Regions from separate parts of the Homo sapiens genome. Here regions 1 and 2 are each linked to region 3. The links are chromatin contacts, found by Hi-C in ENCODE. All regions are on one chromosome and are shown on one strand. The core of a region is the stretch at or near the end of the contact, and the rest is flanking DNA. Distances in the headings are between cores, read along the strand shown. Region 1 holds the start of LINC02728 (long intergenic non-protein coding RNA 2728). Region 2 has its middle 25 kb from the start of LINC02695. Region 3 holds the start of PCF11 (PCF11 cleavage and polyadenylation factor subunit).

Region 1 (2,700 bases), core at 48-2,547, 4.7 Mb before region 3:
AAGAGATAAAAGTTGAGAGGTGTGGTAGTTTCTACACTGCAAGGGTTCCAAGGGGTATCACTGCAGGCTGGCCTTCCCATCCTTGATAGAGACACATAAAAACCAGCTCAAGCATGCAGAGAAAACAGGTAACTTCTTCAATGAGCAGATTTGTATAATTATTACTTACCGTTTAGTGTAAAAATATTAAAATCTCACTGCAGGTTTCTCAGTACAGAATTAAAATACTTACACTAGAATTACTCAGGGTGACTGTTTAAAACAATGTAAATTGTGAGCTAGTTCCATCACAGACCTACTGAATCAGATCTTCTGGTGGGAGTAAGATAATGTGAATTTTTAATACGCTCCGCAGTGATTCACATACACAGTAAACTTTGACAAGACTGTACAGAATGGGAGTCTCTGAGAGCAGGGAGTATGTCCTATTTGTCTCAGCACTCATAGAATCTAGCACGGGGATTGGGAGAGTGAGAGCTCAATAAAAGTTTATTGAACTAAACTGAATACACCTAATATACCTAAGAGTCTTTAAAGCAAAAGTCACTCAATTCCACTACCCTGTAATCCATTTTTTCCATATTCTAGTCTATGTACACAGGTTTTACACTGTTGTAATTGCAAACTCACCATTTTAGATTGTATTTTTCAATATATTTTCTCTTACAATTTTTAATGGCTGTAAAACATTCCACCCAACATGAATAAGTATCTCTGTTCATATAGATTTTGAGTTTTGAAAAGGTTTTCCTTAGGGGACCTTACATTTGTGCAGTGCTTGTCAGTTTATGAAACCCTTTCACACAATCTTCATTGCTTTCACAACACTCTGTAAGATAAGCATTATCCTCATTTTGCAGCTGGGTATACAGACTCAAAGATTAATTAACTTGCTCAAGCTTCTACACCTAGTAAGTGGAATGTCAGATTAAACCAGGATCTTCTCACTATGCATTTAATGCCCTTTCCAAGGCACCAAATAATTGGACCCAACAGTTTCCTGATGCAAAAACCTGTAATTTAAAATGTGGCAGATGGAAATTACATTTAAAGAGAACATTGGTCAGCTATATCCTAACTATATAGGAATCAGCTCCTGCCTCTTGGGGTATGGCAAAGAAAATGCATATATTAGTTGACAACTTCTGTGTAAGAACTTACTGTTCTTCAGCAATGCCTCATAACGCTGTCTGTATACGATCCAAGCCCATTTCTGCAATCCTCACATGAAGGGAGTTGGGACTGTCCCTGAACACTCTGACACTGTAATTAAAGTTCTTCGGCAACCACCACAGGCTGTAAGGCAGATAGGAAGGAGGCAGTGGAGACTTGAAAGCTCTTCTAAGATTGGTATCACAGGAAACTTGGGTAGCAGCTGAGTGAACAGGAGAGGGAAGCTTTTATGTACCAATAGAAATGCCCATTATAAGGACACACGACCTGATGAATAACAGAGGGGTGCAGCACTTCAGGGAAGGACAGACAGTCCACCTGAGCAGTTAGAGGTTCTATACTGGAAAACAGGAGGAGTTGTGTTTCTATTTTATTCCATTTGCATGATACAGAGAGACAGGTTTCCTTATTCTCAGGTAGAAGTTTCTAACAACCAGAGCTCTCTGAGGAGAGAAAAACTTCTTGGCTGGGTGTGGTGGCTCAAACTTGTAATCCCAGCACTTTGGGAGGCTGAGGGAAGCGGACTACTTGAGCCCATGAGTTTAAGACCAGCCTGGGCAACAAAGTGAGACCCTGTCTCTATAAAAAATTAGCTAGATGTGGTGGCACATACCTGTGATCCCAGCTACATGGGAGGCTGAGGATTGCTTGGGCCCAGGAGGTCGAGGCTGCATTGAGCCATGTACACATCACTGCACTTAAGCCTGAGCGACAAAGCAAGACCGTTTCCAAAAAATAAGGCTAGGCACAGTGGCTCATGCCTGTAATCCCTGCCCTTTCAGAGGCCAAAGTGGGAGGACTGCTTGAGCCCAGGAGTTCAAGACCAGCCTGGGCAACATGGCAAAACCCTGTCTCTACAAAAAATACAAAAATTAGCTGGGTGTGGTGGCTTGTGCCTGTGGTCCCAGCTACGTGGGAGGCTGAGGCAGAAGGATCACTTGAGCCTGGGAGGCTGAGGCTGCAGTGAGCTGTGATCACGTCACTGCACTCTAGCCTGAGTGAGAGAGTAAGACCCTGTCTCTAAATAAATAAATAAATAAATAAATAAATAAAAGATCTCTATTAAGATAGTGAGTTCCTATTCAGTGAAGCTACAATAGGTAAATTACTAGGAATCAGGAGAAATACAGAGGGGAGTAGTTCATATATCATAAACGGGAAGAATTATCTTCTTTCCAAGATTTTTCAAAACTAGGTTCCTAGGAAAATGGCAAACCAGCAATTCTTATTGAGCTAGTGTGTAGAGAAAGTTATGAATCAAAGAATCACAGTTGTAGATGGCTCAGGTTCGGCAAAATACAGTTCCAGCTGTGTACATGGGCACCTGTTGCAGAAAAAAAACCTTTGTTACACAGGCTCACCATGTATCTATTTTCAGATTATTACCTTGAAAAATCAAAGGTCTGTGACTTCGAGGAAGATATTAATAATTCCTATCAAAGTTTCTTTCATGTATCTTTCTATCCACAATTCAAAGATGATCCTAAAAGGAAGGTGGCAAATGTGAGTATAAACTGATAACAAATT
Region 2 (2,700 bases), core at 149-2,648, 3.1 Mb after region 3:
GGAAGGATCACTTGAGCCTGGGAGGTCGAGGCTGCAGTGAGCCATGATCGTAGCTACTGTACTCCAGCCTGTGTGACAGAGCAAGACCCTGCCTTTAAATAATAAATAAATAGAATAAAATAGGAGATATTAGAAATTAGAAGTATGTAAATGATAGGATAAGAAGTTATTGTGTTAGAACCCATAGGCCTTCATATTAAATTATTTTAATATCAGATGGCATGCTAGAATAATAATGTGACTCCTATAACTGGAACCATAGAATAGAATTTTTTAAATGCTCTCTGAATGTATAAAGAAAAAATAAGATTTAATTGTGACATTCTGACACCCACATGCTAGGGTAAGTTCAACACCTGTGCAGGCTGCCTTCCCTCCCAGACAGTTGTGTCTGAACACCACCGTGGACTAAAACTAACAAAACTAACAATTTATGATATTGGCACCCTTCTTCCCTATGTCATTCACAGGTCTGCTTCATTCCTACGGATTAAACACCTCTCCAGGATCCTAGATTCAAGCCATTGCTTCTCGCATTTCCACCTTCTCACTCCTAAATTAAATGAGGGCTGGCTCTGTCCAAGAACACAATCTTTACTTTGTAGAGAAGGTATCTACCTCACAATTGGCTTTGCATTTCTCCAAATTCCAGACTTCTGCTGGCAGGATGTTCTAGTCCCAAAAGTGACTCCTGGCGAGGCCAGATTCTGTTCCCACCATAAGGGATGGAGCCTCACAAATATGCAGCTATGTGCCTTTGTAGTCTCAGCCTCTCAAGAGTACATTTTCTTTAGAAATAGTTATCCATCTCTGCCTGTTGGTAATCACTAATTAAAGGTTTGGGTAAGATTTCCTCGCAGCAAGAATCCTGCTATGAATTTCCTTCCTCCTAAATCTTAGTCCCTTGCGAGACCACACCAGATGCCAATCTTGTACAATTAGGAGGTGGATTCAGAATCTGCCAGGATTCTGAATCCTGCATGTGACTGCACAAGCTTCTCATCCAACACATACACAGAGGACGCTGGACAAACGCCTATGCTTTGCTGCCAGTTCATGCTGGGCTCCAAACCCTATCAGATCTCTTGCCTCAGCAGCTGGACTGAACAAAGTGGACTCCCTGAGGTTACTTTTGCCCTCCTGACTTGAGAACGTCCCAGACACCAATCCCAAGGCAGTGAAGAGATGAAAAGATGAAAGCATTACAAGAGTTAACAAAAGCCGAGTCGCCAGAGGTCACTGACGGGGAAAGTCTCTCAGCCCACTTCTGTTTATAACCACTTTATTCCTTCAACAGAATCCCCTGCAGAATCATTTCTCTAAAACCTCCATCTATATCTGAAATCCCCATTTTGTCCTGGAGTCTCTTCAGAGATCTTTTTTCTTTGGAAGGAAGGACGGAAGCCTTGAGCACCCCCTGGAGGTAGGCGTGTGCTAGTAAGCGTCTCCTTGGACTGTGGTTCTTTTTGTACCAGTTGGTAGTAGCTTTCGTACCAGTTCGTTGATACTTTTGTCACCTGGATTGCTGACTTTCGCTGGTTTCCAGTGCTGCCTCTAGGTGACCTATCTACAACTTCTATGACAGCTGACTGTCATAGGGGCTTCCACCTTCTTTGTATTCTAGCCTTGATAAGGGGAAGGATCCCTTGCCCTGCTGCAGAAATAAAACAGCCTGTTTCTCAGCCTTGTCCTCCATTTTCTCCTGTAAGACAGTTTGTTACTCATACAATTCTACTTGACATCTCTCCAACTTGCGTTGCTCCCTTCTTCTGTATCCTTATTACTGCTCTTCAATTTGTGTAAAATTATTGTCCTACCTTCAGCCCTTATCCTTATGAAAACCTTTTCCATTCTTTAAAAGCCCAGTTCACTGGCCACTTTCCCCACACCTACCTCTGAAATCCTGTAAAACTTATTTACAAAGTTCTTATCATACACTGCCTTGTATTTTAGTTATATCTGTATATATTATCTTACTGTATCCAACCAATTACCCAGCACGGTGTCTAAGATGCAGTATTCAGTTAATAATCATTAGATAAAAGTTGAATTAAGTTGTTGAGGGCTGTTTTCAAACACCCAATTTTCTAAGAATAGAGAAAACATTACTGTTAAAGATGAAAAAATACAAAGAAAGGAAGAAATAGAAGAAAGAGATGGGGCAGACAGAGATACAGGAAAGAATGGTGACTATGTAACTATAAGTCATGACGAATTCTCTCCTGAGAATACCAGTATGTTATAGAAAGAACACTGACTAAGTGTCAGAAAACTCAGCTCAAGTCCCATTTGGTTTTTAATGAACTGAATGATCACTAACCTACTCTCTGGGCCTCAGCGTTTTCTCTAAAGAACCAAAGCAGTGGGTTATATGACCTCTGAAGTTTATTACCATGTTGACATTGTATGACCATCTCTCTATTCAAGCATAGTGGTAGGATGGCGCTCAGATTGCACCTGTCACAGAGACTGGCATACTATGTGTGCTAATAAGTGCCAGTTCCTCTTTTCTTCGCACATAATGGAAATATTCTGCAACATTCTCAATTTTAATAAGGAGAAAAGTTCATCTTTATCCATTGAGGATAACATGGTAAAAGAGAATTGTACTACGTATTTAATTTAATTTTATGGAAGAATTTTTCAGTGGTTAAGTCTATTTTTAATTCCAGGTCTTGCCATATGCTGTTTCAAGGGGAA
Region 3 (2,720 bases), core at 133-2,632:
GGCAATGGAAAAGCAATTTTAGGTAATTGACACTTTTTTTTTTTTGAGACAGACTCTCGCTGTCACCAGCCTGGAGTACAGTGGCGTGATCTCGGCTCACTGCAACCTCCACCTCCCGGGTTCAAGCGGTTCTCCTGCCTCTGCCTCCCGAGTAGCTGGGACTACTATAGGCGCACGCCACCACGCCCAGCTAATTTTTGTATTTTTAGTAGAGACGGGGTTTCACCATGTTGGCCAGGGTGGTCTCGATCTCTTGATCTCGTGATCCGCCCGCCTCGGCCTCCCAAAGTGCTGGGATTACAGGCGTGAGCCACCGCGCCCAGCCCGTAATTGACACATTTTAAAAGCTTATATTTAGGTCAATATCGCTACTCAATGAAAAAATTACGTTTGGTTTGTGTTATGTCGCAGCTCCACGGTGAACTATTTGAAAGCTTTGTGTGTTTTACGAGCATCATTTCCAACCTGGGAAGACAGCCCCACAAGTTTAAAACAAAAGTGCATGCGCGTGTGTGTTTTCCTACGTGCCCCAAATAGTGTATGCTAAGGAGGTTCTGAAATGCAGATTCACAGTGGAGATATTACGGTCCAGCTGGGTGTGGCTGTTGTGAAAAACTCTTCCTAGAGCTCATAGTGGGCTCCTTAAAGAGCTCCTCCAAACCCCCAAGGAAAAAGCCTTTCACACTTAATCTCTAAATAAAAGGCATTTTCCTGGGGATTCAAGTCAGGCAAGCTCGCCTAGGTATTTTTGTGGGTGTGGGAAGCGGCGTGCTGGAAGAAACTCTCCAGCAGTGCTTTCCGAAGTTCCGGGTAAATTGGGCACCTCCCTCCCACTTCCCAGTTCCCAGAGGGGCAGCTGGACCCGCCCTGGCTCTCCAGAGCACCTGAGACGCTAAGGGAGAGGGGGTGCGGCGGCAGAAAGCCTCCGCTCCCTCCAACCCCCGCTCCCTCCAACCCCCACCGTCGGTAGCAGCTACGGGGCAGGCGGGAGGAAAGATGATTGACAGGCCCGCTCAGTGGCTGGGAAGCTAGAGGGAGGGACGAAGAGGGGACGGCTGAGTCTTCTTCTCAAAGTGGTTGGGTTGGGCCGCGGGAACTGCCTTCCCAGGCCTATTGGCTTCCCTGAATGGGTTGTTATGGTAACAAATGACCGAACAGTCCCTTATGAATCGGCCAATGAGAAGGGCCGTCTTTTCCAGTGCGCCTCCGAGCAGTAGATGTTGCGAAAGTCCGGGTAGAGGCCGGAGAAGAAGGCGGTGCCAGGGCGTCCTGCGGAAGGGCCGGGGGCGGGGCTCGTGACGTTGCCGGGACAGCCAATCACGCCTGGTTTTATCAGTGGCCCCGCCCTTTTACCGCACATTTCCCCTCCCCTAGTTCATTTCGCACGACGCAGCGGTTGGGAACACAGACATTTTCGGAGCTGGAGCCGCCACTGCCGCCGCCATTTTGTGTCTGTGGAGAAAGAAGCTTCTGTGGCGGCTGGAAGTGGACGGAGATCACCCGCGAGACGGCGGCGTTTCATACCCGAGGTTCCCCCTGTGTCGTCCCCCATCCCCCCTCCGCGGTCAGCATGTGGTGAAGCCGGAGCCGCGAGAGAGCCGGGGAGAGGAAGAGGAGTCGGAAGGGAGGCGGGGTATCCAGAGCGGCTTCAGCTTCAGCTGCAGCGGACCTCGGAGGGGGGCCGCGGCGCAATGTCAGAGCAGACGCCGGCCGAGGCCGGTGCTGCGGGGGCCCGGGAGGACGCCTGTCGGGATTATCAGTCATCGCTCGAAGACCTGACCTTCAATAGCAAGCCGCACATCAATATGCTGACCATTCTAGCCGAGGAGAACCTGCCCTTCGCCAAGGAGATCGTCTCTCTCATCGAGGCCCAAACCGCCAAGGTTTTTATACACCCCGCAGCCTCCTATTACTTCTAATACTCCCTGATTTTAGTGTCAGCCTCATCCCAGGTCTCGCTTCCATCCCAAGGGGGACAGTGTTCCTTCTCTCCAACCCCCCCACCCCCCTCCAACTCAGGCTCGGTCTTTGGCCCAGGCTTCGAGCATGGGCCTCTGGGGGGGAGGGAGTGGGGAGGATAAAGGGTGGAGTCCCACTTCCGCTTTCCAACTCCCTTTTTAGGCCACCGCATTGTATATCCCGACACACACACGCTTTGAATAGAGCCCTTTGGGGTGGGGGAGACTTAAAGGCAGTTTGTGGTTTGGGGAAGTAAGAGTTAACATAAGCCATTTTAATTCCCTGGGAAGTGGGAGAGTGGGTCTCCCATTTTCCCCAAGCACCCTTTTTGGTAATTGTGTTCTGTGGGTTGGAAGGAGGTGAAGGGGGACCTGGGAGCGAGCTGTTGGTGGGTGGGAATAGGGATTTGGCCCCGAGTGGAGCAGCCGCCTGTTAGGAGCCCAACATGGCGCCTGAAAAGCACATGATGCGAAAGGGAAGAGAGGAGAATCCATTCCCTGCCAGCCAGGCAGCTGCTCACTCCCGTCAGCCCCATTTTGGGGTGGGGGCGGCTAGATAAAACTTTTATTCTCCTATTGGAGGGTCTAATTTGTCCCAAAATAGGGGCAAGTGGGGTTGAGGGTGGGGTTTGGGTGGGGGGAGGAGATCTTATCCAACCTGTAGGTGGAGAACTGGCCCAGAGGGTAACAAGTACTTGCAGTTTCTCTGAAAAGTTCAGTCCCTCCTCCTCTTCCTTTTCTCTTTTTCTCCCTTCCCTGATA

The links. A loop is a pair of places that touch in the nucleus more often than their neighbours do. Pooled maps may share reads with other maps.
Region 1: a loop to region 3 is called in a pooled map, with 6 times the contacts of the local background. The contact joins the promoter of LINC02728 here to the promoter of PCF11 in region 3. A Hi-C loop is called at or near these places in 8 of 50 pooled maps.
Region 2: a loop to region 3 is called in a pooled map, with 4 times the contacts of the local background. The contact joins the enhancer-like site here to the promoter of PCF11 in region 3. A Hi-C loop is called at or near these places in 2 of 50 pooled maps.

The regions. Positions count from the first base shown.
Region 1 is chr11:78,428,539-78,431,238 of GRCh38, forward strand. LINC02728 (long intergenic non-protein coding RNA 2728) reads right to left here and starts at 1,298. Exons shown (of 4, transcript NR_120564.1): 1 at 1,162-1,298.
Region 2 is chr11:86,217,238-86,219,937 of GRCh38, forward strand. No RefSeq gene overlaps it. Among named protein-coding and RNA genes, the nearest start is that of LINC02695, 25 kb to the left of the region's middle. Within about 2 kb of position 1,399, at least 4 of the 41 ENCODE cell types and tissues checked have a DNase peak (open chromatin) inside an H3K27ac peak, as active enhancers do.
Region 3 is chr11:83,155,749-83,158,468 of GRCh38, forward strand. PCF11 (PCF11 cleavage and polyadenylation factor subunit) reads left to right here and starts at 1,383. Exons shown (of 16, transcript NM_001346413.3): 1 at 1,383-1,883. The coding sequence starts at 1,692. RefSeq lists silencers at 959-1,038, 2,489-2,548 and enhancers at 1,239-1,288, 1,353-2,142, 1,439-1,688.